2 separate regions of the Homo sapiens genome follow, and region 2 is linked to region 1. Evidence: chromatin loops called from intact Hi-C (ENCODE). Cell type or tissue: Calu3. All regions are shown on one strand. Each heading gives the region's core, and the rest is flanking DNA. Links, peaks and the distances in the headings are about the cores only.

What was found. Hi-C counts contacts between places; a loop is a spot of excess contacts. Peaks named below come from ENCODE experiments on the same cell type or tissue, not always from the same donor. Only the 100,000 strongest peaks of a DNase experiment are listed, where the experiment ranks them.
Region 2: a loop joins it to region 1, with 17 times the contacts of the local background. A loop is called at or near these places in 1 of 110 quality-filtered maps.

Annotation. Positions count from the first base shown.
Region 1 is chr15:96,884,037-96,888,429 of GRCh38, forward strand. No RefSeq gene overlaps it. Among named protein-coding and RNA genes, the nearest start is that of SPATA8, 100 kb to the left of the region's middle. In Calu3, for the core only: no CTCF peak of the experiment used is centred there; no DNase peak of the experiment used is centred there.
Region 2 is chr15:96,407,426-96,411,818 of GRCh38, forward strand. No RefSeq gene overlaps it. Among named protein-coding and RNA genes, the nearest start is that of SCDAL, 67 kb to the left of the region's middle. RefSeq lists a silencer at 2,934-3,228. In Calu3, for the core only: no CTCF peak of the experiment used is centred there; DNase peaks (open chromatin) are centred at 2,316 and 2,621.

The DNA.
Region 1 (4,393 bases), core at 107-4,106:
CAATCAATAGAAAAAGAGGGAATCCTTGCTAACTCATTTTATGAGGCCAGCATCATGCTGATACCAAAGCCTGGCAGAGACACAACAAAAAAAGAGAATTTTAGACCAATATCCCTGATGAACATCGATGCAAAAATCCTCAATAAACTACTGGCAAACCGAATCCAGCAGCACATCAAAAAGCTTATCCACTATGATCAAGTGGACATCATCCCTGGGATGCAAGGCTGGTTCAACATACACAAATCAATAAATGTAATCCAGCATATAAACAGAACCAAAACCACATGATTATCTCAATAGATGCAGAAAAGGCCTTTGACAAAATTCAACAACCCTTCATGCTAAAAACTCTCAATAAATTAGGTATTGATGGGACGTATCTCAAAATAATAAGAGCTATCTGTGACAAACCCACAGCCAATATCACACTGAATGGGAAAGTTGAATTTTCTAACTCAATCTCGATTATCTACATATACGAGATGTATAAAAATACAAATTTTCATAACCATTTTTTAATCATTTACTATTTACAAAGTCCTGGTTTCTGTTGAATTTTAGAAATGTAAGATTTCTATTTGCTAGTGAGTTGGAGTCCAAAATAATTGCAGAGACAAATCCTTTGAAGTTCAGTTCTATAATAATCTTTGGCCTCAACGTCGTCCTGTTGCACTGAGATGGAATTGACAGGACAAAAGGAAGAAGGAAGAAAGACTGTAGCCCTGTGCAGTTATGACTTCAATTCCTCGTTTCGCTAGTTGGCATGGTGAGTGAGAATTTCTTCCACGCCTTGCTATCCCTGGGGTAGAATATAGGCATGCAAAAGCTGGGATACCATTGATGAGAGCTGTTTCATAAGTTTGGCACCCACTAGCACCTTTTTCCCAGTCCAGGGACTTGGATAATTATCTTGGTTCATGGTGGGTGGTATCTCACTAACACATTGTTCTCTTGAGAGTACCATTGTTTCAGGTTTTGCAGCTAATGGTCTGGAATTTTTGGACTAATTGATTTAAATTTGTAACAGCTTCTTTGTTTGGTGTAGAAATGATTGGTCTTAGCACTGTAGGGCTATTGTAGCCTTGCAACTTTACATGTTTAGAATAATTGGATTAGATTTGTAATATTCTTTTATTTTATGTGGAAACCATTGTTCTGACCACCGAAGGATCGTTGTAGCATTGCAGCCTCTTTCATGGAAACCAAACTCTTTGCTTTGCAGAGCTTCCCAAAAGTTAGTAAGCTTCACGAAGACAGGAAACAAGTCTGTTTCCTAGCTTTGCTTCATCCTCTGAGGTCTAGCCAGTATTTTCCATACGATTCCATGAGAGTTTGTTGAACTGAATCCTATATATATGTCCTTGAGTCTGATGCATAAACATGGGTAACTGTTTGCAATCATGGAAAAAAAGTAGAAATGAGAGTCTGCCAATCATTTCTGTAGCTCTGTCTTTGCTGCTTATTAGGGATGTGATCTTCAACAAATCACTGAAGCCATCTAAGTTTCACCGTTTGCACTTGTACAATGGGAGTAGTAGAAGATATTGATCTTAACAAGTTATAACAATCAAGGGTGAAAATATGTATGAGAAAGTGTGTACTTTATAAACATCCTGTACTACAGAAATCCGAAGTATAATTCTTATTAAATCTCACTTTGCTACCTGATTTTCTGATTAGTAACACTGTGGGGTCTGAGTTTCTGAGTCAGCAGCTCCCCTGACACTCATGCCGCATTAGGACTCATTTTTCTCACCTGTGTTTGACCTCCTTATCTCTAGGTTTCTAACGTAAAGACATGGTTTCTTGATTTGTATAAATGAAAGATCATGAATTTTACATTGGATTATATATTTAAATGTTATTAAAGATTTCTTATACTAAAAGCATAATAATTAGATGCATAGAAAGTAAACAAAGAGACTGAACATATAACTTAAATTCTAGGTGTTTTTGTTCTATTCCAGTGAGTGCCCTAATTTCTGTACTCATTGTGCACAGATTATTACCTAAGGGCCTAAAATTTGATAGGATCCGAATAATATGTGATTAGAGGGATATTGTAGCACTATGGCAGTGGGGATCAACTTGCCTAAAATGTTTCAGAGGGAGATAGTCTATATAATTGTTTCTATGTCAAGATGGGAAAAACCTACCAATGCTTCCTCACCCACATCAAGTGACCCTTTCTCCAATGGTCACTTAACCCTCTCTCCAATAAGACATTGAAGTGACCACTCCCCATTTGTATTCACAGCTTTATGTCCCACAGAAAGTTCGCTCATACCTCATTTAATGATTCACTGCACCGCTTGGTTTCTGCGCCTACTTCCCTTTCTCTAACTCACCCTCTAGAACAAGATTGTGTCACATGACGATGCTCAACAAGGTTCAATGGTTAAATGAAGGAAGAAAACAAGAGGACTTTGGCATAAGATGCACAGCGAAGAAGAAATATATATGCTGGGCTTGCTGAAGAAGCTGTAAAAGCGAAAACAGAGCCCCAAAGGCAAGTTCGGAAGATGCTATAGAACAAGCTGTATATTGTGTGACCTCACGGCAGCTTGATTGAGGGCTTGTGGTGGTAGGCAGATAAAAATGGCTAAGATGGCCAAGTCAATACCAAGGTGGCTTCTGTAGGCACCTGGAAATTTTGAAAGGAGAAAGTTGGTAGGACAAGATGATTTATACTATTTAATGTATGTTCTTATCCTAGGTGATGACAACAGGTGCAAGTGTGACATGGAGCAACATGAATTCAACCAGGGCAACAGAGGTGGCTTTGGAAATTGTTTGGCATTACAAAAAGCAGTAGGGCTGTGAAATGAGACAGATCTTGTTTGAGTCCTGATCCACTGTAGCTGTGTGGCTTAGGACAAGATACTTAAACCTCTTCAGTCTTATTTTTCTTATTTTAAAATTTGGTTGACAATATTGGTAACTACTGCAGAGTGTTGTGGACTTTAAGCAAAACAAGAAGTTTAAAGCATTTAGTACCAATACCTGGTCGTAGTAGAGACTTACACATTAAAAAATGATTAATTTTTGTGCACCTGAAACATAGAAAACTCTGTAAGAACAGGAATGAAGTAGTTATACCTTGAGCCGTTGGGTGCTTGCGTGGGAAACCGCAACCATAAAAAGTTGCCTGCTTTTGGGCGGGCGTGGTGGCTGACGCCTGTAATCCCAGCACTTTGGGAGGCAGAGGCGGGCGGATCACGAGGTCAGGAGATCAAGACCATCTTGGCTAACACAGTGAAACCCCGTCTCTACTAAAAATACAAAAAATTAGCTGGGCGACGTGGCGGGCGCCTGTAGTCCCAGCTACTCGGGAGGCTGAGGCAGGAGAATGGCGTGAACCCGGGAGGCGGAGCTTGCAGTGAGCCGAGATCGCGCCACCGCAGTCAGGTCTGGGCGAAACAGCGAGACTCCGCCAAAAAAAAAAAAAAAAAAAGTTGCCTGCTTTTCTTTCTCTTTTTGTTCAAAACATTTATTGAATATTGCAAGGCATTGGACAAGTTTGTGTGCGATATACAAGTATGTCTTTAAGACAACATCCATGTGTTTTGGAGTCTTGTAATTGAGTGAAGGAAGAGAAAATTTGTATATAAAACAATGAAATTTTTAAAAAATCATATAGTAAACTGCGAAATAGAAAGAAGGAACTGGTGTGGGAGATCAGAGAGCTGGATGTAAGCCCTGGGCTCTTGTTGGTTCTGTGGCCTTGGATTGGTCTTATATACTTTCTAACCTTTGGTTTCCTCATCTGGAAAGTGAACATTGGTTTCCAAGATCTCAAGTTTTCTACTGGGCCTGAAGATTCTAAGTCCAGTAGCATTATTACTGCCATTCAGACTGATGCCATTCAGTCAGACTGCTATTCAGACTGAGTCATCAGGGACTCAAGAAATGATTTATGGAGAGGAAGTACATTCAGGCCTGTTCTTGAGATTTCTCTAGGCAGAGAAGGGAGAGTGGTTTTAGAGGATATCAGAGCAAAAGCTCAGAAATAGAAAACGACAGAATGTATTTGTAGTTATCCATACAACTCACATCAGAAGATGGATGTAGTCAAGTGAAACTGTTTTAAATTGAACTAAATTTTATTGAAAATCTCTCCTGTAACAAGCACTAGCCTGGGACTTCTCCTTATATTACCTAACTTAATCCACCACCAATATGGTGTGATAGGCATCAATACCCCTTTTTTGGAGATGAGGCAGGGATCTACATGCCACTGACCACCGAACCTCACAGATAATCCCAAAGGGCGAAATAAATTCTCTCGAGCAAACAACACACCTGGGTCCACATCTGGCCCATAGACCACCAGTTGTCAATGTTTGGTATGTGGAAACTAAAGTTCAGAGAGACTAGATGACTTAAATGG
Region 2 (4,393 bases), core at 104-4,103, 480 kb before region 1:
AAACAATGAAGTATAGTATTTCTGAACTGATTGCTCCAACACAAATGCATTTTTTTCTATATTCTAATTTTTTCTTTTTTGGGGGATACAAAAACCTCTACTACCTATTTTTCCAAATATTAAACTTCTCCTTACTATATCTCACCATTGCCTGCAGATGCAGAAAACAGAAATGTTTTTTCTTTTTAACTGAACAGAATTGACTTCTTTGTGGAGGAATGTCAAATAACCACAACTCTCAAATTGAATCTTTCTATGTTCCCTCTCTTATCACAGTTTATGACACAGACTTCCCACCGTCTCCAGTTCCCACTCTACCCCTCAATGGAAGTCATCTGCGGAATTCAGCTGGCCAATTTCTCCAGGTTTCCTTTAGAGAATAGAATGTGTTTTGGGTTTTGAAAGTATTGTTTTTAAGGTTTTGCTAGCTTCCCAGCACAGAAAGAAATTAGGAGAAAGTCTGTGAATTGGGCGAGAGGAGTGGGCAAGGAGGTATGAGAGGCAGGCGGTCTGAATTCGGGGCACCAGGTTGAAAGTGTGAGCATCTCTCTTGGGGCGAGATGCCCTGAGAAGGGAGGGTGGCGGGCCATGAAGCCAGGCCAGGATAGGCTGTTTCCGTTTCAATGGCTGGCTGAATGAGAACAATCTCCTAGCCTCCCTCCTCGTTTTGGAACCCCCCAAGAGGAGTTCCCGGGATGGATGTGAGGCCTTAAGCGTCAGGGAGGAGGCACTCTGACACTATCTCCATCAGAGGCTGCCCCACCTCCTTCTTTATTCTTATTTTTATTTATTTTTTTTTTTTTGAGATGGAGTCATGCTCTGTTGCCCAGGCTGGAGTGCAATTGTGCCATCTCAGCTCACTGCAACCTCCACCTCTCGGGTTCAAGCGATTCTCCTGCCTCAGCCTCCCAAGTAGCTGGGATTACAGGCGCACGAAACCACGCCCGGCTAATTTTTGTATTTTTAGTAAAGACAGGGTTTCACCATGTTGGTCAGGCTGGTCTCGAACTCCTGACCTCAGGTGATCCACTTGCCCCGGCCTCCCAAAGAGCTGGGATAACAGGCGTGAGCCACCGCGCCTGGCCCCACCTCCTTCTTTAAATAAACTAAGGACAAAATAAGGCTCCAGGAAGGCAGCTGCCGGGGTTCAGCGTTGGTTCCCCTCTCCCAGGAGCCTGCCTCCTTATTCCTACCCACGTCCTACCCGCCTACTCCCTAATATCGGGTGACATCAAAGCCATGGCTTCTCTGTCACAAACTGTTGACAAATGAAAAAAGCCTGGGAGACTCGCAGGCTCCCACTGGCGACCTTAGGGTATTCTAAGGCGACTTCTCTGTGGGTGGTCAGGTAAGAAGAAAGTGGGGGTGGGGAACTTCTAAATAGGTAATGGTGGCGAGGTACCCAGGGTGTCCCTGGGTACCGAGGAACCTCTCGGTCAGGAGGAGGCCAAGCCAGACGTCCAGCTCAGGGGCACTTGGCCATGCTGAGGACTGCGCACCTGGGCCACGTGGTCCGTGGGACACCCTGGAGCTCGGGATCCCTTTGCAAGGGTTGGGGAGAGATAATGAAACCCGCATTTGCGCGCTCCCCAACCCGGGCCATCTGATTAGTCATCTGAGTTAGCCCTTCACGTGCACACGTGGGACAGAAAAACTCCAACAGATCTTCATGTTTCAGTTCCAGGTTTATGAAAATAATAATAGGATGGGTTTGGCTAATTAGGAAAATGGTTTGAACCAGTTACATCACCAGCCCAGTGAAAAGCCGCCGGGATGCCGGCTGACGTGACCTTGGTATCAGTCTTCTATTTCACTTATCCCTTGTGTTGCTCTCGGTCAGGCCCCCCTCCAATTAAAAAAGAAGAAGAAGAAAAAGGACAAGTGCAAATAGGCGCCTCTCGTTTTGAGGAACGCGCCTGAGCAGCACGTGTGTACGCAGCCCCAGAGGCCCAGAACTTTCTCCCGCAACCGCGCCCCGGACCGCAGTAATCCCGGCGGGGCAGGGCCGGGGAGCTGGGGACGGGGTGGTCTTTAGGGTGGCGGCTTCCCCCGACCCCGGACCCGGGAACCGGCCGCCGGCGCGGGGCGCGATCTGCACTGCCGGTCCCACAGGAGTTAAACCCCGAGGCAGACAAAAGGGAGGCCGCCGCGGCTCCTTTGCTCGGCTGTCAGTTGAAAAGAGAACCGCCGCCCTCTGGACTTCAACTCCCGACGGAAAAGGCATTTTATTATGGGTTATGACAAGTTGCAGAGAGACGCGGACAACTCAGTAAGAAGGAGCGGCGAGCGGAATCAAAAATGCTCGAGATGTTTGCAAGACAGAGCGAACACGGCTTCAAATGACAGGTGTTAGCAGGACTCCAGACGGGATCTGCGGGATCGGCCGGGTGGGAGCCGCACCGCACGGCGCCGGGTCGGGGAGAGAACCCGGCCTGGGGAGGCCGCGGGGTGCCCCCGCCGCGCCGCCCACCAGCCCCGCGCGGCCCGGAGCCGACCCCGCCTCCTCTTCCGAAAGTCCTAAGTCAGGACAGCGGCAGATCGTCCCAGAAAATCAGCGCCAACTCCCTCTGCTCAAATTTGCTACTTTGTGTTTTAGTTCCAGGCGGGAAGTCTACACTGCGCTCCCTCCCAGCCTCCGGGTCTTTCCGGATCAATATGAGAATGGGATTGCATGTACTCTAGGTCTTGCCTCCTGCGCTCTTCCATTAGAGGATTTTTTTATTTTTAGTTTTTAAATTTTATTTTTTACTAGTTTTGGTTTTTCTCCGAATGTCCCTCCTCTCATCTAAAAAATGAAATCCCGCCAAAGACTTATATTTTCTGCCTTGTGGGAGAAGCTTCTCTTGGGATTTCTGCTAAGTCAGTGCAATAGTCTTAACCGTTTTCCGCCCAGGGTCCCTCTGACCCAGCTGATCTTGCAGGGTGGGGAACACATCCTCTTCCCCGGCACCTTTTCAAATGCTTTCATCACCCCATCCGCAGTGGAAAATAGTTCTGTCTGCGTGAGTGCCTAGACTTGCAGAGCCTTGCCCTGCCCTGAGCTCAAGAGAGGTGAAGAACCCCCAAAAGAACACAGAGCAGCATCCCAACTGGCAGCGGGGCTTGCAGGATCCAGGTCGGCCTGAGGATGGCAACTTAGTGAGGGGAGGGAGGGCAATTATCCGGAGAAATGCAGGAGGAAGGGGGTGTGGAAGCAATCTTGTATTCCCAAAGGGGTGATGCGTGTATCCCAATTCCCTTCCATCGCCCTAATCTAGAGAAGACATGGTTAGGAGTTTCACAAACAAACTTCCTTACAAAGTTCGTTTTCTTGAAAGATTTGAGCTCAATCAAAGCCAGAAACTTCTGCCAGTTACATAGCACATTATGGCAAAGTGCTTGAAAATAAACTGCATGTTCTCTTTCCTCCCCACCTTAAAAAATTTATGCAAATAAAGTGTGAACAACCTTGTCTAACTCTACCATTGAAGAGGGAGAAAGAGTGGATACATTGCAAATACCTAGCTAGTGTTCATCAGGAATTCGCTGAAGGAGGACTGGGTGTTGCCCGAGTTTGAAAAATTGCTCAAGCACTTGCCTGCTGGTTTAATCGGTTTAAAGGTAACAATCAGGAAAAGTTTTAAACAGCTGTTTCAAATAGGCTGTTTCTTGGAGTGGTGATCTTGGACGCACTTCAGCCCCTCCTCCAACTGTGCTACAGACCAGAATCACTACAAATTTGTTTTCCCAACCCTGACCCAATCTTTTACTATGAATTTCTTTCAGAACTATTTATTCTCTTCCTGTCAAAGTGTGCCTGATTTTTATAAACCTTAATTATTTGCTCTCCCTCTGGAACTCTCCGTGACACCTCCCCCCAGCAACTTATATCAGACATATAAACAGACCTCCAGCTCGAATTTGTGGCAGGAGCTGGAGAAGGTTGATATTAAAACAACTGAGCCCGAAAAGCAAGCCCTTATCATCCTGAGCAGAGCAACTGCTGCAAAAACTTAGCTTAAATTTAAAAGCCATGAAGCTGAGTGGAAAAGCCCCCCAGAAAAAAAAAAAAAACAGAAAAGATATTTTATAGCATTGTAGTCACAGAATGAATGGAATGAGAGATACTATTTATTTTTCTGTCATGTGCCACTAGTGATAATTATACTTGAAGATAAAACTATATTTCCCGAACGACTGATTTGTGTTATTTTGTTTTAACGTTCTTCAGAACTAAAGAAAAAGAGAGGAGAAAAGGAAAATAGTTGTTCTTCAAATGGCTATCCATGGGCCAGTAATCAGGAAGCAGGTTTGCAAAACTATAGGATTTTTTTTTCATTAAATAAGTAACACATGGAAAGGTTTTAATTCTCACGATAGAACACCTTCATCTAATATTTTGCTCTTGAAGAGA